Linked DNA regions of Homo sapiens: region 1 is linked to region 2. Evidence: read pairs that join two places in POLR2A ChIA-PET (ENCODE). Cell type or tissue: IMR-90. All regions are shown on one strand. Each heading gives the region's core, and the rest is flanking DNA. Links, peaks and the distances in the headings are about the cores only. Region 1 overlaps MAP4K3-DT (MAP4K3 divergent transcript). Region 2 overlaps MAP4K3 (mitogen-activated protein kinase kinase kinase kinase 3).

The links. Peaks named below come from ENCODE experiments on the same cell type or tissue, not always from the same donor. Only the 100,000 strongest peaks of a DNase experiment are listed, where the experiment ranks them.
Region 1: POLR2A ChIA-PET joins it to region 2 with 5 read pairs; 4 of 35 experiments call an interaction of 5 or more read pairs at or near these places.

What each region holds. Positions count from the first base shown.
Region 1 is chr2:39,501,733-39,517,384 of GRCh38, forward strand. MAP4K3-DT (MAP4K3 divergent transcript) reads left to right here. Exons shown (of 6, transcript NR_037875.1): 4 at 14,682-14,809. Among named protein-coding and RNA genes, the nearest start is that of MAP4K3-DT, 72 kb to the left of the region's middle. RefSeq lists enhancers at 10,376-10,670, 13,903-14,495, 14,496-15,087, 15,088-15,652 and a silencer at 13,594-13,814. In IMR-90, for the core only: no CTCF peak of the experiment used is centred there; a DNase peak (open chromatin) is centred at 6,709; H3K27ac peaks cover 1,596 bases.
Region 2 is chr2:39,357,531-39,373,182 of GRCh38, forward strand. All of the region lies in intron 2 of MAP4K3 (mitogen-activated protein kinase kinase kinase kinase 3), which reads right to left. Among named protein-coding and RNA genes, the nearest start is that of MAP4K3, 72 kb to the right of the region's middle. RefSeq lists enhancers at 6,601-7,167, 7,168-7,734, 7,735-8,301 and a silencer at 11,755-11,928. In IMR-90, for the core only: no CTCF peak of the experiment used is centred there; no DNase peak of the experiment used is centred there.

The DNA.
Region 1 (15,652 bases), core at 5,044-9,043, 140 kb after region 2:
TTCCTTCCTTTCTCTTTTTTTTTTTTTTTTTTTTTTGAGGCAAAGTTTCACTGTTGTTGCCCAGGCTGGAGTGCAATGGTGCAATGTCAGCTCACTGCAACCTCCGCCTCCTGGGTTCAAGCAATTATCCTGCCTCAGCCTCCCAAGTAGCTGGGACTACAGGCACTTGACACCACACCCAGCAAATTTTTATATTTTTAGTAGAGACGGGGTTTCACCATGTTGGCCAGGCTGGTCTTGAACTCCTGACCTCAGGTGATATACCCACCTTGGCCTCCCGAACTGCTGGGATTATAGGCATGAGCCACTGTGCCTGGCAGGTAGTTTCTTTATCTGTAAAATTGTGATAATAATTTTTACTTTTCAGGGTTTTTGGAAGGATTAAAAATGAATTGAGGTATATAAAATGCCTAGCATATGCTAAGCATTCAATAAGTGGTAGCTATCATTGTCAATATTAGCAGCTTTGCTATAGAGTGAATGTTTGTGTCCTCCCAAATTCATATATTGAAATCTTACACCCCACAGTGATAGGATAGTGGGGTCTTTGGGAGGTCATTAGTTCACCTCATAGGTGAAGCTCTTATGATTGAGATTAGTGCCCTTATAAAAGAGACCCTAGAGAGCTAGCTTGCCCCTTCTTCCATGTAAGGTGATAGTGAGAGGTTGGTATCTGCAACCTGAAAGAGGGCCCTCACCAGAACTCAACCACTGGCACCCTCATGTTGGACTTCCAGCCTCCAGAACTGTGAGAAATAAATTTCCATTGTTTATAAGCAACCCAGTTTGTGGCATTCTGTTATAGCAGCCTGAATGGACTAAGACGAGCTCAAAATGAACAAATACACTAGCAGTGAATTTCAGACAAAGCACCATCTTGCTGTAGTCACTTAAATAATGCAAGTAATTAGTGGCTTCCATTCTTCTTTTTTCCACTTCCGCAGTGCATTGGCAATACCAATACCTTTTTCTCCTCTGGGAAGGATTCCCTGGCCAGGTCCCTGCCCTTTCCCTCCTTGGGAGCCTCAAGACCTTCAATTGCTTAAGAGCAAGGAGGATATCTTCTTTTTGCATCTTTATTTCCTATCATAATTCCTAGAACTTGAAAGGGGCACTAACCATTCTTATTGAATTGGAGTAAAGTTCTAACTTTTAAAAATGAAAACAAAATATGTGATTCAATATTTATTCGACTCCAATCTTCCCTCATACGAAAGGAGATCAACAGTATGGCTCTGCTTTTTGTCTTTCTTCTTAAACCTTGATTACTTTGGCTTTTGGTTGGCTCTCAGGACAGAGAAAGGCAATGCTCGATTTTTGTGACTTTAGACCCCCTTCCCCCCGCAAAAGACTAATTACTGACATAATGGATTTTGTTTTTTATTTCGTCATTCTGTGACTCAGACTAGGGAGGCTTTTTAGCTAATTGAATGGAGAGTGACTTTAGCCTACTATCAAAACTACAAGGTAACATTTGAGGGCATTGAACTAAATCCTTTATGTGCATAATGTTATTTCATCTTTCCTACAGCCTTATGAAGTAGGTGTTATTAATATGTCTATGTTATATTTAAGGATACTGAGGATCAGAGAGTAACTGGACCAGGGTGTCATACTAGGATTAGGATTGAGCCTGCGTCTATGAGACTTTGAAGTCTGGCTTTTGAGTACCATACTATACTATATCTAGACTTTTTTTTTTGTTTGTTTTTAAAGAGATGGGGTGTTACTCTGTCACCCAGGCTGGAGTGCAGTGGTGCAATCATGCACAGCTCATTGCAGCTTCGACCTCCCCAGGCTCAAGTGATTCTCCCACCTCAGCCCTCTTGAGTAGCTGGGACTACAGGTGTATGCCACCACACACCTGGCTAATTTTTGTACTTTTTGTAGAGATGGGGTTTTGCCATGTTGCCTGGGCTGGTCTTGAACTCCTGAGTTCAAGCAATCTGCCCACCTGGGCTTCCCAAAGTGCTGGGATTACAGTTGTGAGCCACAGCACCTGGCCCAGACTCAAATGTTTTTTTAAACTGAATTAAGAAAATGATTCCAAGAAAGAAAAGGTAATTCAGTCTTTCACTAAATGCTAATTGAGCACCTGCTAGAATTCTGTGGCGGTGCTAGATTACTCTCTTAAAAAAAAAAAAAAAAAAAAAAAAAAAGAAAGAAAGAGGCCAGGTGTGGTGGCTCACACCTGTAATCCCAGCACTTTGGAAGGCTGAGGCAGGTGGATCACCTGAAGTCAGGAGTTTGAGACCAGCCTGACCAACATGATGAAACCCTGTCTCTACTAAAAATACAAAATCAGCTGGGTGTGGTGGCACATGCCTGTAATCCCAGTTACTCGGGAGGCTGAGGCAAGAGAATCGCTTGAACCTGGGAGGCAGAGATTGCAGTCAGCTGAGATCACATCATTGCACTCCAGCATGGTCAACAAGAGTGAATCTCTTGTCTCAAAAGAAAAAAAAAAAGGAAAATGGCAGAGCAGGGTATAGATGAGGGTGAGTGAAGCAATGGACCTAAGGTGCACTGTTCAAGGAGGCACTCACTCTCAGGTGACCTTGCACTTGAATGACCTGCAATCCCCGAAGCCGAAGCTGTGTGCCTCACTTGCCTCACCCTGGTCCCAGCCCTGCCTTTTGCCCTTGGGGCGTTCAGTGTTTAGCAAGGATCCCATATCAGTATGGGTCAGACCCGAAGAGAGAAACCACACAGTGATTTGAACAGGGAGTTTTAATATAGGGAATTATTAACCAGTAGTCTATTGTTTAGAAACCAACAAGGACACAGAGGGAGAGAATACGACAAGCCAAGCCATGGAGTTTTGACCTTCAGGACAAAGTGAGGACTTTGTTTTTCCCTTACGGCTGTGCCTGAGAGAGCATGACTTCCCCTATTTATTAGCAACATTAGACCGCAGCATTTCCTTTCAGATCACCCCAAGCATTTAGGCTATTTCAGGAATCTAAATAACATCTCAGTCAAACTAACATTCCGAGAGAGAAATGTTTTAATATATCTTTTCCCAGAGTAGCCTTTAGGTCTCGGAGTGGGTGCAAACAGGCTGGGTGATGGTCGATATATTTGAAGATTCATGGGAATCCAGAAGTTTTGGCAGAGGTACATATGAATCTCAAGGAAAAATTAAATATAATTTGATATAATGCAAACTGCACAGTAGAATTTGAATGCAGGACAAATCACAACAGCTGTTTGTCATCTCACTGAAACAGCAGTAACAGGATTGCTTAAACAAATTCCGTTCCTTTCTAGAATGTTCAGAGTATTTAATATTTGCATAATGATTAATCTCCTGCTCCAGAGGAAATTCCCAAAGGAAGAGACAACTCAGAAGCACTTTAAATTGCAACACCACGGCACCACGGCAAAGAGATAAGAGGGAGCATGCCAAATCCCTAGTTTTGGGGCTACTCTCTCAGGAGAATTGTAAATAATGGTGGTCACCTTGCTGAATATTAAACCAAGAACAGGATGGCTAAGAGGACACATTCCCAAACACTGGGACAAAGCATACTAACTGGGCCAAAGGTACACCACCAATTAAGGGATTACATCATGCCCGTATTATGGGGTGGTAGATCTTAAATATTTCAAGTTTTATTCTGTTCTTTGAAAAGGCTAAATTCTTATTCTTGGTGCCGTACAAACCCACCCAAACCTATCCCCACCCACCCATCCAAGGAAAGTTCTGAATATATATATATTTTTTCATACAGGGTCAGTTGTTTATTTGCTGTGATTTGGGGGCCTCTGAGAAGCTTTTGGCTGCAGAAAGGGCAGCAGACTTGAAGTGTACCCCTAGGCTTCAGTAGGAGTTTGCCTGGATCAATGGGCTTTAACCTGGCTGTACTTTAGAATCACCTGGGGAACTTTACAATACCCTGGCCCGTAACAAAAACTCCCAGCCTCGTATGGTGGCTAATGCCTTTGGGAGGCTGAGGCACTTTGGGAGGCTGAGGCGAGAGAGTTGCTTGAGCCCGAGTTTGAGACCAGCTTGGGCAATGTAGTGAGACCCCCATCTCTATAAAAAGAAAAAAACAAGAAAACCCCACAAATTATTAAACACTAAACACTCTCTCCTTCCTCTCCCTTTTTTGCACTTTTGGGTTTCAGGCTGTTTTTCAGAAGGCTCTTAAAGTCTGGCCTCTGAATGTGATAAAGACATCAATTGGCCAGGCATGGTGACTCACACCTGTAATCCCAGCAGCACTTTGAGAGGCCAAGGCGGGCAGATGACTTGAGGTCAGGAATTCGAGACCAGCCTGGGCAACATGGTGAAACCCCCATCTCTACTAAAAATACAAAAATTAGCTGGGTGTGGTGGTGGGTGCCTGTAATCCCAGCTACTCGGGAGGCTGAGGCAGGAGAATCGCTTGAACTCAGGAGGCAGAGGTCTCAGTGAGCCGACATGGTGCTCCTGCCCTCCACCCTGGCTGACAGAGCAAGACTTTATCTCAAAAAATAAATAAATGAAAATAAAAAAAATCTATCAGTATCATTTAGTCACAGCTTGTCAAATAACTTTCTGCCTCTGCTCTGAAAGGGTATTTTATAAAAGAAGTTAAAAATTTTATATGGATATTGACATTCTCATTGCTGAGGGGTTAGTATAGTCATTTGTAATGACTAAACATATTATTCAGTTATAATGACTAAACATATCTCATGACTCTGTTCTGAAACCTAGTACTAAATACATAGTTAATGAATAATATTCATTAACCATGGCCGTCGTAAATATTCATCTAATGCCTGTCTTCATTTGAGGGTTAGTAACATGTTAAGGATATTTGTGGAGAGAATGAAAGTGATAAATTCTATCTATATTTACTCTTATTTAAAAAAAGCAAATTCATTTTTTAGAATACTCTTTGATAAAATCCTTTAACAAAAGGAAATTTCCTTTTAAAAAAGTCTTCTGTCTTTGAGTTAATACTCTTACACAAAGACAGTTTACTAATGTTTTGCTTGTTAAATGGCCAGTTGATGGACAGTGTAAACAATCCAATTCAACGAAGAGTAATACAAAGCAGTGTTCTAAAACGTTAAACTGATGCCTTCCTAATAGTACTTTGGAGTTATTTTTCTAATGAAAAGAGGTAGCAGTAATTCACTGCCACCCTTTCCTGGTCTTCTTGATCAACAACCCATCTTAAAGGTTGTTGGATGGAGTTGGTATATAGTCTGTGAATAGAATGGAGCAGGGACTGGTAACCTTTTTCTTCAAAGGGCCAAATAGTAAATATTTTAGGCTTTACTACTCAACTCTGGTATTGCGATACTAAAGCAGCCCTAGAAAATATGTAAATGAATGGGTGTGACTGTGTTCCAAAAAACTTTATTTTCAAAAACAGGCGGCAGACTGAGTTTGGCTTGCGGGCCATAACTCACCCACTTCTGGAATACAGCAAACCCCATAGGGTGGTAAATTGGCTCTGAAGTTGCAATGGAAGTACAATCTAGGATTAGGAAGAAGCCAATGGGTGCCAGGGTTCTCTATGAGCAGGTGGCTCCACTATGATGGGAAAAGTCATGAGAAAGAATTAATAATAATGAGTGGTAATAGCAATGGCTAATGTTTACTGATAATTTGCTATATAACTTGGGTTAAATACATGTTTTATCTCATATAATCTTTACAATAACCTTGAGGTAGGTATTAACCTACTCCTATTTTGTAGATGAGAAAATTGGGGCATGGAGAGGTTACATACAATTCCCAAAGTCACACAGTTAGTAAGTGTCATGGCTGAGATGTGAATTCAGATAGACTGACTTTAGAGACTGCTCCTCTAAGGATGCATTACTACATCCCCCCAGAGGACAGAGCCACATCCAAAGTCATCACAGCTGGGATGGAATAGAAGGGTCTCTATATAGACACTGTATAGATTCTAGGGTTTCTGTTCTGGTTCTAGGGGTTCACCATGCTGCAGATGGGCCAGGAATTGTGCCCTGGGATATGTACTGGGGGAGACAGTTCTCCATAGGTCTCTCATATTTCTTCATGTTTTCAAGCAGAAGCATTGATAGCATTTTCCAAACATGTTTGCATATTGGAAAGCAGCCTTGGAAGACAGAGGTAGTATCTCCCTCTGGAACAGAGAGGGTTTGCTTGCTGCATAGTATAATAAAGATGATGCCTCTTTTTGGGGCAAAGTTGAGCAAGTTTATTTGTAGCTCATTATAAATTATTGGAGTTATTCGGCCATGATGGAATCCATTGTGTGTGCTACTGGGCTACTCTGTTACCCTCTTGGACCTTGGGGGGCAAGAACTAATATGAACATAAATCTCACATTGCTTGCTGTGCTGAGTGAAACAAAGTCCTTTGCCTTTGGCCCAGGAGTCTCATGTCTTCTGCCAGTATCCTGAATCTGTGGCAGGCTAACTTGTTTTGTGCAAGCAGGGTAAAATGTCAGTTCTTGACATACACAGGAGGCACAGTAGATCCTAATGGCTGGTCTGAGGAGGAAAGCTGTTCACTCTTGGCTTGGTTTTGTGTCTTTTTAAATTATGGATGAATGAGGCCTGTGCTGAAGCCGGGGAGAGGCAAACCTCTACAAGCACCCGTAGCTCTTGATTACATAACTGGCAGAGTGCTATGGTCTTCTGAGAAGTTTTAAAACTGACCATATGGAGTTAAAGATGTACAATTGATTGGTTGGAATGATTTTCAATGAACCATAGCTGTAACATAAATATTACATTCCAGCTGTCTAATGTAGTGGTTCCCAGAGCTGCTCATTAGATCACATGGTAACATTAAAATAACAACGATAAAACAACAGATTCCTGAGCACCGCCTCATATGTGATAAATCAGAATATCTGGGGGAGAGGCTCAGAAATCAATATTTTACAGATTTCCCAGATTATTTAGATGCAGGCAGTCCCTGCACTGTTCTAATGATAAAGATTGAATTCTATCACAGACAAGTCCTGCTTCTCTGTACCTAAATTTTTTCATTTGTTACACAAAAAGCTACTCTAGAGCTGTGCTGTTCAATATGGTGGCAACTAGTCACAGGTGGCTATTTGAAATACAATTTATCAAAATTAAATTTAAAATTCATTTCCTCAGTTCCATTAGCCACATTTCAAATATTTAATAACCACATGTGACTACTGGCTACAGTATCATATAGCACAGATGAAGAACATGCCCATCATCATAGAAAATTCCATTGAATAGAGCTGCTCTAGAATATCTTATTACACCAGAAAGGAAGGATGCTATCAAAGATGACTGAGGTTGTACCAAAAAGACTAGTAGCTAGCATAAATAAGCTTCCATTGGCCAAAGATGGGATAATTTGAGCACTAATTAGAATAATAACTGCAATGGATTTAAATACATCAAATATATTTAAACTCGTGGTTCATAATCATACTAAAATAATATTTATTGGTGACTTTTGGAGGATGCCAGGGAATGAAGTCACTATCTGAAAACTGGAAAATAAAGGGTTATCAAGCATTTAATCAGTACTGTTCATAAAGGAAAGCCTGGATAAATGCTTGAGATGGACAGAGTTGCCTATCAGAAAGCTCATTAGCAGGTCCTACAGAATGGGAGCACTGCTTGCCCTTTGCCATGCCCAGTTCAATAACATACCCTTGTACTGATTTTTCTTCCTCTCTTTTGTCATTTCCCATATCCTGCACTTCTATTCTCTGGGATCCTTAAATAAATTACTGCCTGCAAATCTCTATCTCAGGCTCTGCTTTTGGGGGTGAGGAACTCTGGCTAGGACAGCATTCTACTTCAAATTCTTGAAAGGGAATCCAACCCCACCTGGGTATAGATTTGGTTGCTTGGTTCAGACTTCTATTCCTCGTCCAATCTCTTGTGAGAGGCTGTTTCTTCCAGAGGTATAGTCGGAACTTCTTAAAGTTGAAGAAGTAGAAGGGAGAGAGAGTTATGGGGTCAAAACTGAATGCAAACCTGCATTGGAAAAAGATTCCCCAGGTGATTTTATGTATATTAAAGTCAAAGAACTCTACTTTAGAGGGTGTAATAATTATCTGGCTCAGGAACATTTTAAAAATAGACAAGATGTTGAGTCCAAAGGTCAACGGGAAGCACGTTTGGGGGAAGAGGAACACACATTGTTACATGGGGGGTTGGAAGAGGAAAAGCAAGATTGAATGTATGTGAAACCTTTAAATCCACAGAGGAAAATGGATAATATGCAACATATGGTGCATGGTATAATAGCCTAATACACAGAATGTACACTATGTGTACCTAGGTTATTGTATTCTGTACCATAAACCTCAAAAAATGTTCGAGCAGGAAGGTATCCAGCCCTCCAAATCAATAGAAAGCTGCCTCCACATCCCTGTAGATATGGAACAGCTTCTTACTGAATGACTGTTAAATACTGAACCCAAGGCTGGGGCTGGGGCTGGGGTGTGTGTGTCCGTGAGGGAGGCAGAACCAATTTTGGCAATTCACCACTTCCCACCCAGCACTTTGGGCTTCTCTGTTCCCATCCCCAGACTTCTAACATTGTCCGCCTCAGTACACGGCCTCTTCCTCCCATGCAAAAACTCTCAGTCACAGGCAGGATGTACTGGGAGCTGTTTAACAACTGGCTCTCCAGAAAAAAAACAGAAAGCTCTGATTTGCAGCATTTTCCAATTTCTAAGGCATAAACACTCCCATCGCGGCTGATTGTAAATTACTGAACACAGAGTTGGGAGGTGGTATAAACTGGCCCCTGCTCACCACTGGGAATAAGTGGAAGAAAGCAAGGGGGGAAATAAATGGTGGAAAGACACTGTAGAGGGGTTTAAGACCTTCCCAGAAGTGAGGGAAAGGAAATCAACGTAGTGATGACCTGGAGTCATTCCTTTAACTTCAGTTACTATGATTCGGAAACATTGGTTATCTGCCTCTTCACGTCAAATGGGACTCTGCAGAGGCTTGCCTTGCTTCTTTGGCTCCGTGTGGCATATTTGGCCATCTTATTCAATCTATGGCCTCTTAGCTTCAATGTTCCTGAGAATGTCCTTATATTGTGGCTTTTTTTTTTTTTTTTTTTTTTTTTAGATGGAGTTTCGCTCTTTGTTGCCCAGGCTGGAGTGCAATGGCACAAACTCAGCTCACCACAACCTCCACCTCCCAGGTTCAAGTGATTCTCCTGCTTCAGCCTCCCGAGTAGCTGGGATTACAGGCATGCGCCACCATGCCTGGCTAATTTTGTATTTTTAATGGAGACAGGGTTTCTCCACGTTGGTCAGGCTGGTCTCAAACTCCTGACCTCAGGTGATCCGCCCGCCTCAGCCTCCCAAAGTGCTGGGATTACAGGCGTGAGCCACCATGTCTGGCCTACATTGTGGCTTTAAAAGAGTCAGAAACTCAGCTGGAGAAAAGGTTTTAGGACAGCAAGAGTGCCTTGTATTGTGTTGTGATAGAAACCTCTTCCATAAACATTATCTAGGCCCTGGAATGCCCACACCCACCTTTCATGGGCATGTCACACCCCTTCTTCCCTGCCTGAATGCTCCTGACCCCCATCTGGCCTCCTCAGGTGTTAGACACCCTGCTTCGCTGGCCACAATTCAAGCCCTCACCTGGTTTCCTTGGACTTCATCTGAGAGCTACCTGTCTTTCCTGAGAGAGCTCCAGCTGGCACAGAACCCCTTCCCTTGGGGATACTGGCAAATACATATCCAACTTGCCATAGGCACTGGCAGGAAGCTCAGACCTGTCCTCCTGCCCACAAGCACTGCCTTGAAGGCTCATGCTGGCTCTCTGAGCGCCTGATCCAGTGGCCTGGGTCCTCTGGTCACCTCCCAAGCTGCAGACCATTGATTTCGTTTGCAGCTCTGGGCCAGCGGAACCCCCCGTTCTCATCCTTCCCAACAAAGCACACACTTGAATTTCCCATAACTGCTCTGGTTGCTCACTTTTTGCTTTTTCTTGGAAAGCATCCAGGACGGGAATCTAGCTTAGTACAAAGAGCCTAAATTAATGCTTCTTAGCCTGCACAAAAAAATAATTTTTTGTTATCTTCTCTTTGTTGTCTAATCTGATCCAAGGTGACTTGCAGGAAAGAAATGCTTCCACTAGCAAGTTAAAAGTGTTCATTTTTGCAATCCTAATAGCTGTTTGAAATATAACAGCTTGTTTAGTCCTCTCCCCAGATGAATGTACCTTCATCTTTAGATTTATGATTTGGTTTTTATCTCTTCTGAAAATAGAGACAGATGTACTGGAAGTTCCCTTATCTCTGCCTCTCAGAACTGGGGCCTCTTTTCTGAGTTTTACTTGTCTTCTAGACACCCAAAGCAGCCACTAGTTAGGTTTATTCTTCTTAATTCTCATTTTCTCTCCATATGTTTTCTTCTCTGAGCCCATAAACACATCACCACTCTTCTTTACAAAGGCAGGGCCCCTTACATGATTTAGAACATTCTACATACTGACAGAGCCCTCCAGGTGGCTCAGCTAACTCACCACAGCTTTTATGTCTTTCCAGGTTAGGGAAGGCATTAGGGCCAGAGGTCAGCATGCCCTTCCTGCCAACAGACAGCCTTGCTCCACCCCACTGAGTGTTCTGTTTGGAGTGAAGGCCAAAGGTCTCTGGACTAAAAAAAAATGCCTTTAATTCAAGCCCAAGTTATAAAAGAAAGAATTCCAGCTTCTGCTGTCAGGCCTGCGAGGCTGGCCAAGCTGGAGCATCCTTGACCTTTCTTTTTTCCTTCAGCCGTCCAATGAATTTGTGTCCAATTCGTCCTCCAACCCTCCACAGACAGTTGCATTCTATGATGCCTCTGGTGATTTGGAAGGCGGCCGAGCTAGGCACAAAAATAGGAGCGCCTGAGGCGAGAGATTCTTCCAAGGTTCTTGGTTGTCAGAAAGATGAACATCACCACATGGTTCTAAAAGAAGAGATGAAAGGGATTAACATTGTAAGCAGTTGTGAGATTAGACTCTCCAAGTCACTAGGCTCCAGATGAAGCAGGAGGCATAGCAGAGAAAATCCTGTGCTGGTATCGGTAAAATTATGAGCAAGGTTTTAGAGGATTCATCAGAGGAAGGCTAAGTTGAATGGGCACTAATGAGCTGATGACTCAAATCTAGGAAGGAATAAGATCATAACAACCAAAGCTCTGCATGAAGGTGGGTGCTGTATAATTGTCACATCTACTAGAGACAGGCACTGGTCCCCAAGATGAGACTGGCTGGCCCCTTACCCAGTGAACAAGTTATCAAATACTTAACTAAAATAAGAACTGTGAATATGCCCAGAAGGATTCTTTGCGCATGCACTTAAATATGTTACTCTCCCTATCTTTTATTAAGGCCCTTGTTTGGAGAAGGGACTGAACTAGATGTGCGCATGTCTTAAAAATGCTTACGAATCTTGAGCCTGGTATAACGTAAACACTCAGAAAACACTTTATTGTTTACAGTATAGTAGGACTCATCCCGTCGTGGGGAGCTATGGCAGTGGCCTTGAAAAGAGTGGGTATTAGTACACAAATGTTCAGAATGTCCCACAGTACTACATAGTGCCCAGTTCATGGATGAGCTGCCACTCTGCTGGGACAGGCTTCATCTGTTTATTTCAAATGTATAAATGTTGGGTGTTCTCTTGGTCTTAAAAGGGGTTAGATGTAGCACAGGGCATTTATATTGTCATGAAATCAGTCTGAGAGTGTTGGATGGGGGCATTAATATATGAAATCAGGGAAATAGCTTTTCCCTCATCCTCTTCATCTCCAAGAATATCTTTCTGAGATATTCTCTATTGTTCTGCCCAGTGCAGTTAGGTCTTACTTAGTTTGCCTTGTAAGGTCATTTCAGATTTTAATCGCTCTCCCCATAGGAAGTTTTTCCTGCTGTTCTGCCTGAGTTGCCTTCTGCTTAGTTTTAGTCCATTATGTCTGTAAAGAGAGGGAGGGTTTTATGGGGCAAAAGGCCCAATCATCGTGGGAAGAATGAATCATTCCAAGAACAGTGAGATGGGCTGGAAAGAGAAGGCAGCGAAGGGGCAGGAAGTTGTGGGTGGAATGGGTTACTGAGAACAGCACCAAAACAGTCTGTCTTCTCTCTCCATTACTCCCACTAGGGGGTGCCCAGCATCCCAGAATAATCACTATTGTTAGGAAGTTGAAGTTTGATGTGTCATCTCCTAATAGAAGGGCACTGGTTTCTCCCTGAGGGTTTTCTATATCTCTGCCCTGAGTTGAGAAGAGATCTCTGTGTGTGTATGTGTATGTGTATTGTGTGTGCATATTTGTTTGTGTGTATGTGCTTGTGTATGTGTGGGTTAGAATCAGTAAGTGCACAAATGCCTCTTAAGCATTCATTTAGAGATTCTCAATTCATGGAAATCCTTAGGGATACACTGAGTTTTCCAGGACCCAGCTGACTTGATCTTGAAGTCAGTGGCTGGAGTAGTTGTGGGCCAGAAACATCCTCCTCAGCCCAGGAGAAGTGGCAGCTGATGTATTTTAATTACTGGGAGTCAAGAAGTTGTAGGGATAAGAAATGAGTTCAGCTGAGCGATCAGCTGGAGGTCAGGGATGGAGGAAAGACCCAGGGTGTGTGAGATTCTGAAGTAGAGTGGTGAACAGGTGTGGGATGGATGTCAGGGAGAGGTGAGGGTATCTGGAGGGTTTCCAAACAGCCAGGCCTTCAGGATGGCCACAGCAAAACTTCCAGTTCTGAATGGTTTTGTGGAAAGAACATGGCACCTGGATCTTGGAAGACATGAACTGAAATTTCAGTTCAAGCATTCTATAGCCATGAGACCTGGGGGAATTGGGGCAAGTTATTTCACATCTTTGATCTTCAATTCTCTCATCTTCAAAAGGAGACTAATGATACTAGGGTTAAGTGAGAATTTAAAAAATAATGCATATAATGCACTACATAAATAGAATCTTCTTCCTTTCCCTTTCTCCTACTTGGAAATGGCTGAGAGCAAAGATGCAGTTCTTGCATCCCATGACCACAGAGTTCTAGGACTGCAGCCCTGGGCAAGAGGTTCCACCTTGGCTGCTGGAGTTTTCTGCAACGAAGAACTTCAGTGAGTGTTCAGGGCATGCCTGCAGAACCCTGGTCCTTCTGTTTGGACCAGTGCTCCAAATCTGTAGGCCTTTGGGCCGTAATTTAGAAGCTATTTCTAAATTTTTGAAGGTCTTCTGTCTAGTCCTGAGGCCTTTAGTCTCAGAGAATTAAATTGTCTTACCCAGGGTCGGTCATACAGACTGCCAAAGCCTGGCCTGGCATCCAGGTGCAATGTTCATCTGTGTTACCAGTTCCTCCATGCTAACCTGACAATGACTCACAATTCCTTATAGCACAGTGTTCCAAAGTCTGAGCCACAGACCACCTGTACTAGTAGCAGCCGGTGGGCTTGATAAAAATGCAGATTCCTGGCTCCCTGACAGTCCCGTGCTATCAGATTCTGTAAAGTTTAAAAGTAATGATTTATAAATTTCCCAGACCCGGGTTATACTTTTATATGGAAACATAATGCCTGAATCTGACAGAGCGCTTTTTCATGGAGGAAAGTTGGGACTCTTGGGCAGACTTCCTGTTGCTTTCGTACTCTACAGGTGTTCCTGACCCTGGTATGTATACAGCCATCTCCGCCCTACCTACTTACTTCCTTCCCCCAGAACTTCCTAAAGTGGTTAGGAACAATTGTTGTGAAGGTCACAGCAGACCATTTCTGTGAATGCGAGATGTGTTGGTGCAATTTGAAAAGGTCAATTTGATTGACGCCTGAGCCACAGTGATAACCCAAGGCAGCAGCCCTGTCACTGCTAGCTCCCAACAGTGGTGGCATCTGCAGCCTCGAGCAAAGAGATTGTTTAAACTGATGGAGGGGAAGCTTTAGTTCTTATTTCTGGGAGATTGAGTGGCACCAGGAGAAAGGCTGATCACTAGTTGCAACTTCCTCTGTATTTACAATAGCGTTTGCTGCTAGTTTAGCTGTGTTTAGACTAAAGGTGGGGGCAAAAATTACCCTTCCTCTAAAGCTATGAACCCTGACCTCTCAGTCTAGAGAGAGATGGACTCTGGATATGTGGACAGGCTCTGCGAGATTCTTCCTGACAAGGGCTGTATGAGCCGGCTTTCAGAAGGAACTTATTCATGACGGTGGATCACTATTCAGAGAGACACACTCTTTCTCAAAGAAATGACAGGGGCAGCAGGGACCACATTAAGTTTTGATAGGGTCCTGCAGCTGTTGGGGCAAAAGGGTCTGCCTTGGCCTCTGGGGGTCTCTGCACTGCAGAACTGCAGTGGATGTACAGGGATTGCCGGGGGTTGCAGAAGGATTTTGCGATATGCATTCATGTCAGCTTCAAAGTGCCCAAAATGAGCGTGAAAATGCTGTCAGAAAGGCAGTTATTGCTACCTGAAGTCCCTGTTGGAACAAAGTGCAAATTAAATACTGGTAAAAGAAAACAAAGCAGATCATTGTTGTGTAGCAAATGTCACTGTCCTGTGTACCTATCTGGCCTACTGGCTGACTCCAGGAGGTGGGAGGTGCGACTGCATGGAGCCACGTTCGGCCTCCTACCTTCAAAGCTGGTTACATCTCTGAATGGGGAGCTGGTGAGAAAGAGCTCTCCTTGATAAAACATCATTTTTGCCCTTCCCAATCTATTCTTTCCTTTTCTGTTTTCTAGGAAGAAGAGGATTTATCTGACTCAACTGGAGATGGCTCCCTTCCCTTATTTATTGTTGCATCCTGAAGCTTCCCCCATGCTGGGCTCAGTGTGAACAAACAGCGCGGGAGAATGCAACCACTGCAGAGGTACAAGTTCACAGAGGCAGAGCCGCCCCTCGACTGGGCCAGAGGCAAAGACAAACCCCAAACTCTTTCTTGTCATTCATTGAATTTTGCTGAACCTGGAAAGGAAATAAATTCCAAAGGCAGGAAGTGACCCAGAGACCATAACAATATGTGAAAAGCTTAGCCGGTGCTTCCGCCCCTTTGTTTCAAACTATTCTAATCTGTGTCCCAGGAAGCCTAGCCCATGGCCAGATGGAGATCTGTTTGCAGATGCCTCCTGGCATCTGCCACTCCCGGCTGGTGACATTTGCACATTTCAGAAGGCAAACCTGTCCCAACATCTTCAAACTTCCAGAGAGGTGTAGCACCAGGAAAGTCCTTGGGTCTCTGGCTGTCAGCACCAACCAGCTGATTTGCTTCATCTGCAGCTGAACTGCTGCTGGACTCCAGCCTAGAACACTAGTGCACACCGGGTCTGTTCTTGAAGATTTGCAGATTCTGAAATCAAAATGCCCTGTGTTGCCAGAAAAGGCTGGCTCCCTTGCCTGCTTCATAATCCCTTCTCACCAGGCTTTCCTAAAGAAACTCAATGAGTCAGGAAGGAAGAAAACATGTCTGAGGGAGATCTGGAGGTGGGCCGTTCTCTATCATTGCTTCTGAAAATTCCCTTCTGTTTTGCAATGTGGGTAATGTTTAGGGATTTGCTTTTAGTTTTTCTCTGTTTCTTCCTCTGTCAGCTCTCACTTTGAGAGACCCTTCATTTACCACTCATGAAATTAGCTCTGCAATCGCAGGAGGCTCTCTGATGGGGAATTAGTCACTGTTGCAAAAAAGTTTAGACTTTACTTTCATCCCCAGGAGCAG
Region 2 (15,652 bases), core at 5,628-9,627:
CTTACTGTCCCAGTTACAAGGAAAGAAATAATGGAGAAGAGACAGTTGTTATGTTGGGTTCTTAATTTCTGCGTTGATATGAGCACAAAATCACAAATCTCCAAAGACATAATTTTTAGGCTTTCAAAAATTTGGAAGATTATTGAACTATGATCTTATCAATTTACTTCCCACCATTGAGGATTCCTGATTTTCTGTATATTAGAAGAAAACAAAATTAGGAATAATAAAGCCAAAATAAGACTAACACCAATTTTTATAGGTATACTAGGTACTTTGGAAGTTCTGGACTTTTAGTTTCTCACTCAACCCAAAATTATACTTTTAGTCAATCTAGTGAAAGAGTTGCATACAGTAAAAGTTGATCTAGTCAGAGTGAACCCAAGACTTTAGTCTGATGGTTGGAAGACAAAAGCTCTCTTTCTGGGGGTAGCCCTGAGAGTTATTAGTAGTCATGATACAACCTCAAAGGGAGTCAGCCTTAGGATAAAGTTAACATGTGGAAAGCATTGAGGAGAAACAGGTAAAAGGAAGCATACTGAGCTATTACAGCAAGCCTCACCTGTCTCTGTAATTTTCAGATATACCTGTACATGACCAATAAACTCTGTGTATTGTTTAAGCCACTTCAGCTGGGGTTTCTGTTACAGATAACTATAAGCATCATAACTTCTACAGTGATCTTTGTATTGAGCACTTTTATTATATTACACTGATGTCTGCATGTCTTTGCCTTCACTAGAATACAAAGTCCTCTAGGATAGCATTATGTCTTCATCATCTTTGTACCCCTAGTACCAAAGATGTGATCAATAAAGAACTGTTGACTGAATCAATCTACAGCACCACATAATTCCTTTCTATGATGACTGTAAATCCAGAATATCAGCTTTTGGTTTAATTTCATCCAATTGTTAGCATGTTTTATATAATTAATTGCCTACATATTATTCCTTTTATTTCTAATAGAATGTATTAGTGGCTTTAGGTTTTCAACTGCAGCCTTCCCATGAAATACTACTGATCCAAAGTGTATCATTTTGTACTATTAAGTCAACTCTATGTGATTGTGAGAATGGTCAAATTAAATTCAACATTTTTGTGGGAAAAAAATTCAAAGAAAAATTCCACATACTCGATTTTTAAAGGTAAATAAAAAATGTAGATTTGGGTAAGAAAAAAGTAGAGTTTAATACATTAATAATCCAAAGGATTTAAAGAACTTTGTTCAAGGCTCATGAGAAATACATTATAAAGATAGGCCTCCTATCACGAGTAGAGCAGCAGAGGGTAACTGCCCCCATGATTCAATTACCTCCCACTGGGTCCTCCCACAACCCATGGGGATTATGGGAACTACAATTCAAGATGAGACATGCGTGGTGACACAACCAAACTACATCATTCCACTCCTGGCCCCTCCCAAATCTCATGTCCTCACATTTCAAGTCACAATCATGTCTTTCCAACAGTCCCCCAAAGTCTTAGTTCACTCCAGCATCAACCCAAAAGTCCAAGTCCAAAGTCTCATCTGAGACAAGGCAAGTCCCTTCTACCTATGAGCCTGTAAAATCAAAAGCAAGTGAGTTACTCTCTAGATACAGTGGTGGTACAGGCATTGGGTAAATACAGCTGTTCCAATGGGAGAAACTGGCCAAAACAAAGGGACTACAGGCCCCTTGCAAGTCTGAAATCCAACAGGATAGTCATTAAATCTTAAAGTTTAATGACTACCAACAGGGTAGTCATTAAATCTTAAAGTTCCAAAATGACCTCTTTTGACTCCATGTCTCACATCCAGGTCATGCTGATAACAAGAGGTGGACTCCCATGGCCTTGGGCAGCTCCAACCCTGTAGCTTTGCAGGGTACAGCTCCCCTCCTGGCTGCTTTCACAGGCTGGTATTAAGTGTCTCCAGCTTTTCCAGGCACACAGTGCAAGCTGTCAGTGGATCTACCATTCTGAGATCCAGAGGACAGTGACCACCTTCTCACAGTTCCACTAGGCAGTGCTGCAGTGGGAACTCTGTGTGGGGGCTCCAACCCCATGTTTCCCTTCTGCACTGCCCTAGCAGAACCACGAGGGCTCCACCCTTGCAGCAAACTTCTGTCTGGACATCCAGGTATTTCCATATATCCTTGGAAATCTAGCCAGAGGTTCTCAAACCTCAGTTCTTGGTTTCTGTGCACCTGTGAGCTCAATACCACGTGGAAGCTGCCAGGCTTGGGGCTTGCACCCTCTGAGGCAATGGCCTGAGCTATACGTTGGCCCCTTTTAGCCACGGCTGGAGCGGCTAGGATGCAGAGCACCAAGTCCCTAGGCTGCACACAGCAGGGGGAGCCCTGGGCCTGGCCCACAGTACCATTTTTTCCTCCTAAGCCTCCAGGGCTGTGATGGGAGGGGTTGCTGCAAAAGTCTCTGAAATGCCCTGGAGACATGTTCCCCTTGTCTTAGTGATTAACATTTGGCTCCTTGTTACTTATGTAAATTTCTGCAGCAGGTTTGAATTTCTCCTGAGGAAAATGAGGTTTTCTTTTCTATCGCATTGTTGGGCTGCAAATTTTCCAAACTTTTATGCTCTGCTTCCTCTTGAACGCTTGGCTCCTTAGAAATTTCTTCCACCAGATACCCTAATCATCTCTCTCAAGTTCAAAGCTCCATAGATCTCTAGGGCAGGGGCAAAATGCCGCCACTCTCTTTGCTAAAGCCTAACAAGAGTCACTTCTGCTCTAGTTCCCAACAGGTTCCTCATCTCCATCTGACAGCACCTCAGTCTGGACTTTATTGTCCATATCACTATCAGCATTTTGATCAAAGCCATTCAACATGTTTCTAGAAAGTTCCAAATGTTCCCACATCTTTCTGTCTTCTGAGCCCTACAAGTCTCTCGGAACTTCCAAACTTTTCCACATTTTCTTTTCTTCTTCTGAGCCCTCCAAACTGTTCCAACCTCTGCCTGTTACCCAATTCCAAAGTTGCTTCCAGATTTTCAGGTATCTTTACAGCAGCACCCCACTCCTGGTACCAATTTACTGTACTAGTCCATTCTCGTGCTGCTAATAAAGACCTACCAAAGACTGGGTAATTTATAAAGGAAAAGGGTTTAACTGACTCACAGTGTGGCATGGCTGGGGAGGGCTCAGTAAACTTACAATCATGGCAGAGGGGGAAGCAAACACATCCTTCTTCACATGGTGGCAGGTGGAAGAAGTATGGGCAAAAGGGGGAAAAGCCACTTATAAAACCATCAGATCTCATGAGAACTCACTATCACGAGAACAGCAGCAGGGGGTAACTGCCCCCCATGATGCAATTACCTCCCACAAAGTCCCTCCCATAACATGTGGGGATTATGGGAATGACTCAAAATGAGATTTGGGTGGGAACACAGCTAAACTATATCAACAATCAAAACAATAACAGCTTAAAGATGAACCCTGAAAAGGTCCCTTATTTCTGTCACATTAAGTCCATACTTTGCTGCTGGCCTTGTCTACATATCTAGCACAGTGTCACTATTAAGGATATGCACTTTGAAATCAGAATATCTAATTATAAAACTTGGTTTCACAACTTACTAGTTGTATCATCTCAGGCAAATCTGTCTGTCTCTGCCTCCCGTTTCTCTTCTGTTTCTTTCTTTCTCTCTGTTTCCCTCTCTCTCCCACACCCTTTTGTCTCTACATTATAGCAATTATATCACGTTTTATGTAATAATATGATATTATAATAATATACATTATAGCAACTACCCATAGTCACAATTCTATGCCCCCTTACTCTATTTTTCCCCATGTACCACACTTAACATATTATATGTTTACTTATATGTGTGTTTCCCTAGCACATTAGACTCTTTCAATATAAATGAATTAATGAATTATTCTAAAGGTAATAACCAATTGAAACCCAAAAGAAAAAAAAATAAGGCGGTATAAACAGTAGAAATACAAAATTTTCATTATTTACTATATATGACTGTGCTCTTGGACAACAAACACTTGAAAAAAAGGCAGAAACAATTTTTTAAAATCCTTCAATAACATATTAGAATATGTCAAATTAAATTGTGTACCTAAGAATAAGCTTTAAAACCCATAGGCTCCATACAAAGTTTAAACTTGCTTTTAAAATCTTTAAAATGATTATTTAAACATTATTTAAACTACATTTTATTTAAATATTAAATATTTAATTTAATATTATTAAATTATCATTTAAAACAGAATCTGCTCTGTTGTTAGTTTTCATGTTAAATAGCTGTTTGATACTGCAAGTAATTATTTCATTATAATGACATCTGTCAAGATGCTTCTGGAAAACCATGTTAGCTTATGAGAGTCATGAAGATGTTAAACATGTAGAAGACAGAAATAAAGATGACAAAAGGAAAATAAGAAAACAAAGTATTCTGTGAGATAAAAGACCTGAAAAAAACAAAAGACACTTCCCTTCTGAATAGAAGAACTTACTATGGTAAAGACAGCAAGTACCTTATGAATTAATAACTGTATTAATGTAATTCCAATAAAAATGCCAGTTGAATCCTGAAAAAATTATACTTAAATTCACCTGAAAAAAATAAACATGAAGGAACAGTTTTCTACTAGATATTATTTTGAAATAAGTAGCTCTTATTTAGAATTGATACATCTGGAATAATTCTCATCCTTCTGATTCTTTATCCTGGATCATGTTAAATGTCCTTTGGCCAGAAACAAGAAAAAGAAATAAAAGACATCCAAAGTGAAAAGGAAAAAGTAACATTATATTTGCTGGAAGATGACATGACATTGCATATAGAAAGCTCTAAAGATTCCACAAAAAAACTGTTAGCACTAATAAACAAATTCAGCAAAGTTGCAGGATACAAAGTCAAATGCATTTATATACACTAACAACAATCTGAAAAGGAAATTAAGAAAATAATCCCAATTGCAACAGCATCAAAAAGAATACCTAGTAATAGACTTAACCAAGGAGGAGGAAGACCTGTACTCTGAAAATTACAAAACGTTTAATTAGAAAAATAAATGTAAAGACATGCCATGTTTATGGACTGAAAGAGCATTGTTAAAATGTTCGTACTACCCAATGCGATCTACAAATTCAATGTAATCTGGAGAACAAACAGCAACTTTTTTCTTTCAGAAATAGAAAAAACAATCCTAAAATTTAGATAGAACCACAAAGAACGCCAAATAGCCAAAACAATCTTGAGAAAAAAGAATAAAAGCTGGAGGTCTCACACTCCTGGTTTCAAAACATATTACAAAGCTACAGCAATCAAACAATATGGCACTGGCATAAAGACAGACATATAGACCAACGGAATAGAGAAAAGAAAACCCAAAATAAACACATGCATATAAGGTCAAATCCTCTTTCACAAGGATGCCAAGACTATGCAATGGGATAAAACAGTATTCAACAAAGGTGCTGGGAAAAACTGGATGGCAGCATGCAAAAGAATGACATTGGACGTTATCCTACATACACAAAAAATTCAGCTTTAATTTATTAAATACTTGAATATTAATTAAATACTTAAATGCAAGGCCTGAAACCATAAAACTCTTATAGAAAAACACAGGCCAAAACATTCATAATATTAGTCTTGGCAATTATTACTTGGATATGACATTAAAAGCACAGGCAACAAAAGCAAAAACAGACAACTGAAATTCCACCACTAAAAAGCTTCCGCACAGCACAAGAAACAGAATTAAAAGACTACCTATGGAATGTAAGAAAATATTTGCAAACCATATATCTGATGAGGGGTTACTAGGCACTCCTACAATGCAACAGCAAAACAAAACCCACCAAATAACTGGATTCAAAAACGAGCAAAGGGCTCGGCGCAGTGGCTCATGCCTGTTATCCCAGCACTTTTGGAGGCCGAGGTGGGTGGATCACCTGAGGTCAGGAGTTTGAGACCAGCCTGGCCAACATGGCAAAGCCCAGACTCCACTAAAAATACAAAAAATTAGCTGGGCATAGTGGCAGGTGTCTGTAATCCCAGGTACTTTGGAGACTGAGGTGGGAGAATTGCTTGAACCCAGGAGGTGGAGGTTGCAGTGAGCCAAGACTGTGCCACTGCACTCTAGCTTGGGCAATAGAGTGAGACTCTGTCTCAAAAAAAAAAAAAAAAAAAAAGAGCTATGGTTGAATGGGTGATGGATATATGAAATAGCTTGATTTGATCATTTCACAACATACATATGCATCAGAATACCATGTTGTAAACTGTAAACAAACAGTATACAATTTTTGTCATTTATACAGTAATCATACTGGGGATTTTTTTTTTAAGAGCAAAGGACTTGAACAGAAATTTCTCAAAAAAAGATATACAAATGGCCAACAGATCTATATCAAAAGATGCCCAACATTACTGTCTTCAGGGAAATGCAAATCAAAAACATAATGTCACTTCTCACCTGTTCAGATAGCCATTATAAAAAAAAAAAAAAAAAAGAAGACAATAGCAAGTGTTGTCCAGGATATGAATACCCCCGTCCACTGTTGATGGGAATGTAAAATGGTGTAGCCACTATGGAAAACAGTACAGAAGTTCCTCTAAATATTAAAAATAGAAATGCAATATGATCCAGCAATCTCACTTGTGGGTATATACCCCAAAGAACTGAAATTAGAATCTCAAAGAGACATTTGCACTCCAGGAAGCAGAATGGTCATGGCCAGAGACTGGGGGAAGTAAGAATTAGGAGTTGCTGTTCAATGTGTAAAGAATTTCAGTCACACAAGATGAAAATATTCTAGAGCATAATGTATAACATAATGGTTATAGTTAACAATACTGTACTAAATATTTAAATTTGTTAAGAGAATAGGTATCATGTGACGTGTTTTTACCACCATTGATAAAAAGAGACAAACTCTAAAATATTTGAAGAGATTTATTTTGAGCCAAATATGAATGACCAGTGGTCTGTAATACAGCTCCAAGAGATCCTGAGAACATGTGCCCAAAGTGGTTGGTTTTACACATTTTAAGGAGACATAAGACATCAATCAAAACGTGTAAGGTGGGCCAGGTGCGGTGGCTTACGCCTGTAATGCCAGCACTTTGGAAGTCCAAGGTGGGTGGATCACCTGAGGCCAGGAGTACGAGACCAGCCTGGCCAACATGGTGAAACCCCATCTTTACTAAAAATACAAAAATTAGCCAGGCGTGATGGCATATGCCTATAATCCCAGCTACTTGGGAGGCTGAAGCAGGAGAATTGCATAAACCCAGGAGGCAGAGCTTGCAGTGAGCCAGGATGGTGCCCCTGCACCAGCCTGGGCAACAGAGAGAAACTCTGTCTCAAAAAAAAAAAAAAAAAAAGATAATGGGTAGCAGAGACCAAGGTTTTATCATGCAGATGAAGCCTCCAGGTAGCAGACTTCAGAGCTTTTGTCAGACCTATGAAGTGCCAGACTCAGTTAATTCTCTCCTGGATCAGGAAAAAGACCTGGAAAGGAAAAATGAATCCTCTATAGAATACAGATTTCCCCCACAAGAGACGGCTTTGCAGGACCATTTCAAAATATATCAAAGAAATATACTTGGGATAAAATACTTCTATTTCTTTCAGGGCCTGCTATCTGTCATGTGATGCTATACTAGAGTCAGGCTGGAATTCTGTGTCTTATTGCTATAAAAAGTCTGTTCACTAGTCTTAAGATCTCTATTTAAATGTTAATGTTGGTCAGCTGAGCTTGAATTCCAAAGGGAGGAGGGTATAATGAGGATGTCGGAGTCTCATTATGATGGTAACATCATGGCCTGAACTAGTTTTTCAGGTTAACTTTGGAATGCCCTTGGCTGAGGAGAGCCTCCATCAGTCGGTTGGGGGGCTTAGAATTTTATTTTTGGGTTACGCCATAGTAATTTTTTTTTTTTTTTTTTTTTTTTTGAGACGGAGTCTCGCTCTGTCGCCCAGGCCGGACTGCGGACTGCAGTGGCGCAATCTCGGCTCACTGCAAGCTCCGCTTCCCGGGTTCACGCCATTCTCCTGCCTCAGCCTCCCGAGTAGCTGGGACTACAGGCGCCCGCCACCGCGCCCGGCTAATTTTTTGTATTTTTAGTAGAGACGGGGTTTCACCTTGTTAGCCAGGATGGTCTCGATCTCCTGACCTCATGATCCACCCGCCTCGGCCTCCCAAAGTGCTGGGATTACAGGCGTGAGCCACCGCGCCCGGCCCATAGTAATTTTTAAAATGTCCTATAGCCAAGAGAAAAATGTAAGCTTAGACTACGAAAAATCAACAAGGTTTCTCATGCCATTGTTATGGGTATTTCACTCTCAAATCTTCCCATTTCCATTCTATTTTAAACACAGAGAAGTGAGAACACACATCTACGTTACATGTAAAAGTGTTTTAAAGTCAATTTCAAATTAACTTTTAATTTCATGTGTGGTGTCATTCAAAATACATAATTTCTAAACTCCATTTCATATGGTAGAAACAATAAATGAAATTAACAGTACTTCAGTTGTTCGTGAAAGGAGTCAAACTCTGTAAAATATTTGAAGAGATTTATTCTGAGCCAAATATGAGTGACCAATGGCCCATGAAAGAGTCCTCAGGAGACCTGAGAACATATGCCCAAGGTGGTCAGGGTACAGCCTAGTTTTATACATTTTAGGAAGACCTGAGGCATCAATCAAATACATTTAAGATTTACATTGGTTTGATCTAGAAGGGTGGGACAGCTTGAAGCAGGGTGGTGGGGTGGGGGTGGAGGTGGTGGCTTCCAGGTTAGAGGGAGATTTTAAAAATTTTCTGATTGGCAATTGGTTTAGAGTTATCATCAATAGAAAGGAATGTCTGGGTTCTGATAAGGGGTTGCGGAGACCAAGGTTTTATCATGCAGATGAAACCTCCAGGTAGTAGGCGTCTCTTCAGACGTAAATGTTTCAGACGAAATTTCAGACGAAGAAATGTTTCTCTTGAGATGTAAGATCTGTACTGATGTTAATACCAGTCAGCTTTCCCTGAATTCAGAAAGGGAAGAGGGCGTAGTTCCACCTCTGCTTCCATCATGGCCTGAATTTTTCAGGGTAACTTCGGAATGCCTTTGGCCCAGTGGAGGGGTTCGTTTAGATGGTTGGGAGGCCTTGGAACTTTATTTTTTGGTTTACACAGTAATCTATGGCTAACATTCCAACTTCTCTTAAGTTGTCAATTACTGTGTCAAACTACTGGAGTACCAGGAAATACTCTGAAACACTATATTAAATTATCAGGGTATCTTGAAACCCACTGGCTAATCTTTAAAAAGATAAGAAATTGGCTTAAGTAATTACAACATAAAATTAGAAAAAACTTTTCTAAAACCACAGAAGCAGCACCCAACTTTGAATTTTTGAAGAAATATTAAAGCCCTGATCAATAACACAGAAATACAAAGGAAGTATCTAATAATCCTATTGATTCCTACTTATTTCAAAACAAATGAAAAAATGATTAAAACAGCAATATTTGTATTTTTTTCAGAAATGAGAATGAAGAAAACAACCCTTCAAATACTTCACCTGATAAAAATAACTTAGAGTCTATTTATTTGTTTGGCTGTATTTTAGTAAGTGTTCTTGATTAATGTTTAAGATAAGTATCACTTACATTTACATACATTGTTACTGAATGGCCTTTGAACTTGGGTTCCACAAAGCCAAGTAGAAATTCCCTTGCTCAAACTATCTAAACAAAAAAAGAAGCCAGGCACAGTGGCTCACACCTGTAGTCCCAGAACTTTAGGAAGCTGAGGCAGGTGGACTGCTTCAGCCCAGGAGTTTCAGACTAGCCTGGGCAACATGGTGAGACCTCATCTGTAGAAAAATTAAAAATAAGCTGGGTATGGTGGTGTGAGCCTGTAGTCGCAGCTACTTGGGAGGCTTAAATGGGAGGACTGACTGAGCCTGGGTGGTTGAGGCTGCAGTGAGCTGTCACTGTGCCACTGCACTCCAGCCTGGGTGACAGTATGAGACTCTATCTAAAAAAACAAAAAAAGAAAAGGAAAAGGAAAAAGAAAAGAAAGAAACCATGGCCCTGGCTCCCTAAAAAAAAAGTCTTACTCTAGAGCTGGGCATGGTGTTGGAAGCCTGTAGTCCCAGATATTTGGGGGACTGAGGTGAGAGTTTGATCCAACCTGGGCAACATAGTGAGACCTCAACTTTAAGATAAAAAGAAAAAATGTCTACCCTAATGCTGTGTTTCCCAACTCTGTTTTCCTAATGCCTCTCCCCAAGAAATTTTAATACCACAGATATTCTGCATGTTTATGTATTATGCATATATACATACATATATCTGTGCTTTGTACATAAAAAGAATTAAGATTTTTTTCATCCCAAAGAACCAGTTCCACTCCTTTCTTATTTTAAAGGAATATTTGAGAAAACATTCTCTAGTGCAAATGGATTGTGTCCAGGTAGTCAGGGAAGGAGGGCTTAACTTGAGCTTCCTGACCTATAAACCTGTTTGGTCTCCTTTTCTTACCTGGATCCAGCTCTTTTGAGAGCCAGGTTTACCCGAGTGGTTCTGATGGAAGGCCCAAAATAAGGAAGGTACCCGTAACTCAGGACTGAATTTCTAGTGAAAATCCTCTGGAGTATATCGCGCCCCCTGCCTACTAAAAATTATGGCAGCAACCCTACAGTTTCTATATGTAAAGTAAGTATTATAGTAGACTCAAAAAATGTTTCTGGAGTAAGGACAGAAAAAGGAAAAATAGAGCACGGTGTAGATTTTAAGGGAAGTGAAGAATACAATGGGCAAAAAATTTTCTGTTTTTATCATGCCCACCAACAAGAACAATGACATATTGTTTAAAATAGTTTTAGCTGGACACAGTGGCTCATGTTTGTAATCTCAGAACATTGGGAGGCCAAGGCAGGACAATCACTTGAGGCCAGGAGTTTGAGACCAGCTTGGGCAACACAACGAGACCCAGTCTCTACAAAAAAAACTAAAAAATTAGCTGGGTGTGGTGATGCACACCTGTTAATACCAACCAGTAGTGAGGCTGAGGCAGGAGGATCGCTTGAGCCCAGGAGTTGGGGCTGCAGTGAGCTATGATCACATCACTATACTCCAGCCTGGGTGACAGGGTGAGATCCTGTCTCTAAAAGAAAAAGAAAAAAAAAATCCCAAAAAAGAAAAAAAGTTAAATAAAATAGTTCTAATTTTGGACGTTTTTAATTTCTCAACTTTCTGTTCTCTCACCAGATCTGATTTAAAGATAATTTTTTTTAGCAGCTCCTGATCTGTTCTTGAGGTTACATAGGCATAAACCACAGCTGTATAAAACTCATGAAAATGAGTTTCTAAAATCAAAACAACAAACCTATTCTTCCCATAAACTCAATTTTTACATATATCGTACCTCTCCCTTATCCCTTGTAACCTATCAATCACGTTTTAAGTTCTATCCACCCTAAAATCTCATGCAGTCACCCCTTCCTTCCCTCTGCACATAACTCAAGCATGGCTGTCACAACAGTAACATGTCTTCTCACCAGCAGGGCTTCTCTCCCATCTGCCTGTGTACACTGAATCTGCCTACAGTTATACTCTGACCATGTTACTAACCTGTAAAAACAAACGAAATCCCACTGTTTTACAGGGTAAAATCTAAACCTTTGGGCTAGTTTTTTTTTTTGTTTTTTTTGAGATGCAGTTTTGCTCTGTCACCCAGGCTAGAGTGCAGTGGTGTGATCTTGGCTCACTGCAACCTCCGTCTCCCAGGTTCAAGTGATTCTCCTGCCTCAGCCTCTCAAGTAGCTGGGAATACAGGTGCGAGCCACCAAGCCAGGCTGATCGTGAACTCCTGACCTCAGCTGATCTGCCCGCCTCGGCCTCCCAAAGTGCTGGGATTACAGGCGTGAGCTACTGGGCCTGGCTGCTTTGGGCTAGTATTTAAGGCTTTCCATAAACTATCATCAGTTTTCCACTTCTTATTTCCCACCATGCTCACATAGAGCATACTACTCTAGACAAATCAAACTACTACTTCCAAACAGGCCTAGTACTTTCATACTACCTTTGCTTTTATACTATCCTCATGTGGAATACCCTCCATTCTCTTATTCTACTAGCAAAATCCTAGCCAGTCTTGAAGGCTCATCTGAAGTTTTACTTCCTTATCCCAAGGGAAGTGGAACTCACAGCTTCTATGGAACCCACCAAATATAAGTTAGGCTACATCAGCCACTCTGCACTATGTGTATTCTTTCACACAGCATCCTACCTAGATATTCCCAACCCAGAGTATTTCGGAGTAAATAGTCAAAGGCGGATCTTCAGTGACCCATGAATTAAGTCTTTCTAGTCACAGCCATCACCGTTCCTTACTGCCAGCACCACCACCTACATATGCACACACACTCTGCTCAATGGGTTCTCCGTAGTTAGGCTGCTACTTACATAAACATTCTAGTTTTCACATTGGATAACAAGTTACTGGAAGGCAGGAACCATATCTCCGTATCTTCCTTCTAACTAAATTAAGTACTAAATAAACATCCTTGAAGCCAAATCACTGGTCATAAACAGAGGACTGAGAATAAGAAATACACTGCAGATAAACAAAACAAAAAGTCCTTTGTCAGTTGCTTTTTTATTTTGGAGCATTATTACCTTTCAATGTGTAAATATTCAATCTCTCCAGCTCAGTCAGCCTCAAGTCATAGTATGATTCTAATAAATTTAAGAGTGACTAAGCTATCCATGATTAACCTTTGAAGAATAATTATCATGAATGATGTAACAACTACTCTATTCATGATGGCGATAAACACAAGGCAGCACTGAATAAGCACATGGTGGCAAGGGATCCACAAAAACACTCAAGGGAGATGGGAAAAGGCACCAGATAAATCATATCCCCAATGTTTCGCCACTCTATGATGAAAGATAAGGAGGCAGAAAGCACCTCTACTACCTCTCAGGAAAGAAAAAACTAATGTCAAAGGCTGGCAGGAGAGAATATTCCATAACATTTAACTTTGGAGGTCCATGAAAAAATAGTGGAATAAGGTCTTATTGGTACTTTTTTGCACTTTTAAAATTTAGCTTTACAATTTAACGCATGTTGCTCTCACGGAAACAAAGCATAATACCCTATTTTCTCACTACAAGTTTCTCTGTTTATCAACCTCAGTAGTTTTCATTGTGTTGGAAAAGGAATGAGTTTCCCCATTTAGAAGAGTTTTTCCTATGAGTTGCTACCTAATGAATCACTGTTATCTATCTGCATTTGTATCATATTATAATAACTAGTGCTGCAAACAATACCACAAATGAGTATAAGTAACTTTTAAATTCTGACTTTAAATCACAAAAAGATTCCAGATCTATAACTTATTTATATAATAACACCTTATCAGAACTTGAAAATAAAGCCCCAAAGAATATATATATAAATTCTATTCTACTAGCAAGCTCTGCCATAGCTCTCATCTTGATCCATTTTTAATTTTTTTTTCCCAAATAAGTCTCAAGAATTGGCAGTGTTCTAGCCGGATCAGCCACAGACCACAGGAACAAACCCGTCATCTGACAAATTCAGGTTTACTGACCCATTGCAATGAGGAAAACTACACGCCAGAGAAATCTTAGGGCATCTCACCAAAAGAAAAGATAAGAGTTTTTGTAATATTTTGAATAAAATGGAAGTGAGGTGAAATTTAAATGAAGTGGTGTTTTGATAGGCTTAGAGCAAAGGAGAGCTGTATGTAAAGGGGCAGACTTCAGGATTGGATTATAAAATGAACCCAAGGTTCTTTGTCCTTATAAGCAACAAAGTTACGATGGATGTGAACACTGTCTCTTACCTGAAGCTCTGCCATCTGGGATGTAAATCAAGACTGCTTCTCTATGTCAAAGTGACTTAGGTTCTCCAGGAAAGAGTGGAATGTTTAACTCTTGCCAATACACGTTGAATTTCCCTAATTCAAAAATCTGATATACACAATGCTCCAAAATCCACAACTTTTTGAGCACTGATGTGATGCAAATGAACTAAATTCTGCAATCAAAAAACAGAGTGGCTGAATGGATAAGAAAATAAGGCCCAATGATCTGTTGCCTACAAGAAACACATTTCACCTATGAAGATACACAGACTAAAATAAAGGGATGGAAAAAGATATTCCACGCCAATGGAAACAAGAAAAGAACAGGAGTAGCTATATCAGAAAAAAAAGATTTCAAAATAGAAACTGTTAAGAAGAGCTAAGAAGGTCACTACATATATATCCTCTCTCTCTATATATATATATGTATATATATACGTATACATACACACACATCTATCTATATACATCCTCTTGCTGAATTGATCCCTTTATACATATAATATATATTACATATATTTATATATTAAATTTTTGTAGAGCATTCAGACAAGAGCAAGAAATAAACGAGCATCCAAATTGCAAAGGAAGCAGTCAAATTATCCTTGTTTGCAGATTATATGATCTTATATTTGGAAAAATCTAAAGACTCCACCAAAAAACTATTAAACTGATAAATTCAGTAAAGCTGCAGGACACAAAATAAATATTCAAAAAGTAGTATCATTTTTGTATGCCAAAAGTGAACAATCTGAAAAAGAAATCAAGAAAGAAATTCCATTTACAATAGCTACAAATAAAATAAAATAAAACACCTAGGAATTAACCAAAAAAATGAAAGATCTCTACAATGAAAACATAAAACATTGATGTAAGAAATTGAAGAAGTCACCAAAAAAAAATGGAAAGATATTCCATGTTCATGGACTGGAAGAATCAATATTGTTAAAATGTCCATACTACCCAAAAGAATCTAAGGATTTAATGCAATTCCTATCAAAATATGAATGACATTCTTCACAAAAATAGAAAAAATTATCCTAAAATTTTTAGGGACCCACAGAAGACCTAAAATAGCCAAAGCTATCCTAAGGAAAAAAAAAAAAAGAAACTGTAGGAATCACATTACCTGACTTCAAATTATACTACAGAGCTATGGTAACCAAAACAGCATGCTGCTGGAAAAACAGATACATAGATCAGTGAACAGAATGGAGAACCCAGAAATAAATCCAGACATGTACAGTGAATGCATTTTCAACAAAGATACCAAGAACATACACTGGGGAAAGGACAGTCTCTTCAATAAGTGGTGCTGAGAAAACTGGATATCCATAAGCAGAAGACTGAAACTAGACCCCCTTCCTCTTACCATATACAAAAATCAAATTAAAATGGATTAAAGACATAAATCTAAGACCTCAAACTATGGAAATACTACAAGAAAACATTGGGGAAAATCTCCATGACACTGGTGTGGGCAAAGATTTCTTGAGCAATATCCTACAGGCACTAGCAACCAAGCAAAAATGGACAAATGGGATCACATCAAATTAAAAAGCTTCTGCATAGCAAAACAAATAATCAACAAAGAGAAGAGACAACCCCATGAATGGCAGAAAATATCTGCAAACTACTCATCTGACAAGGGATTAACAACCAGATTATATAAGGAGCTCAAACAACTCCACTGGGGAAAAAAACCCTAATTCAATTTAAAAATGGGCAAAAGATCTGAACAGACATTTCTTCAAAGACATAAAAATGGCAAACAGGTATATGAA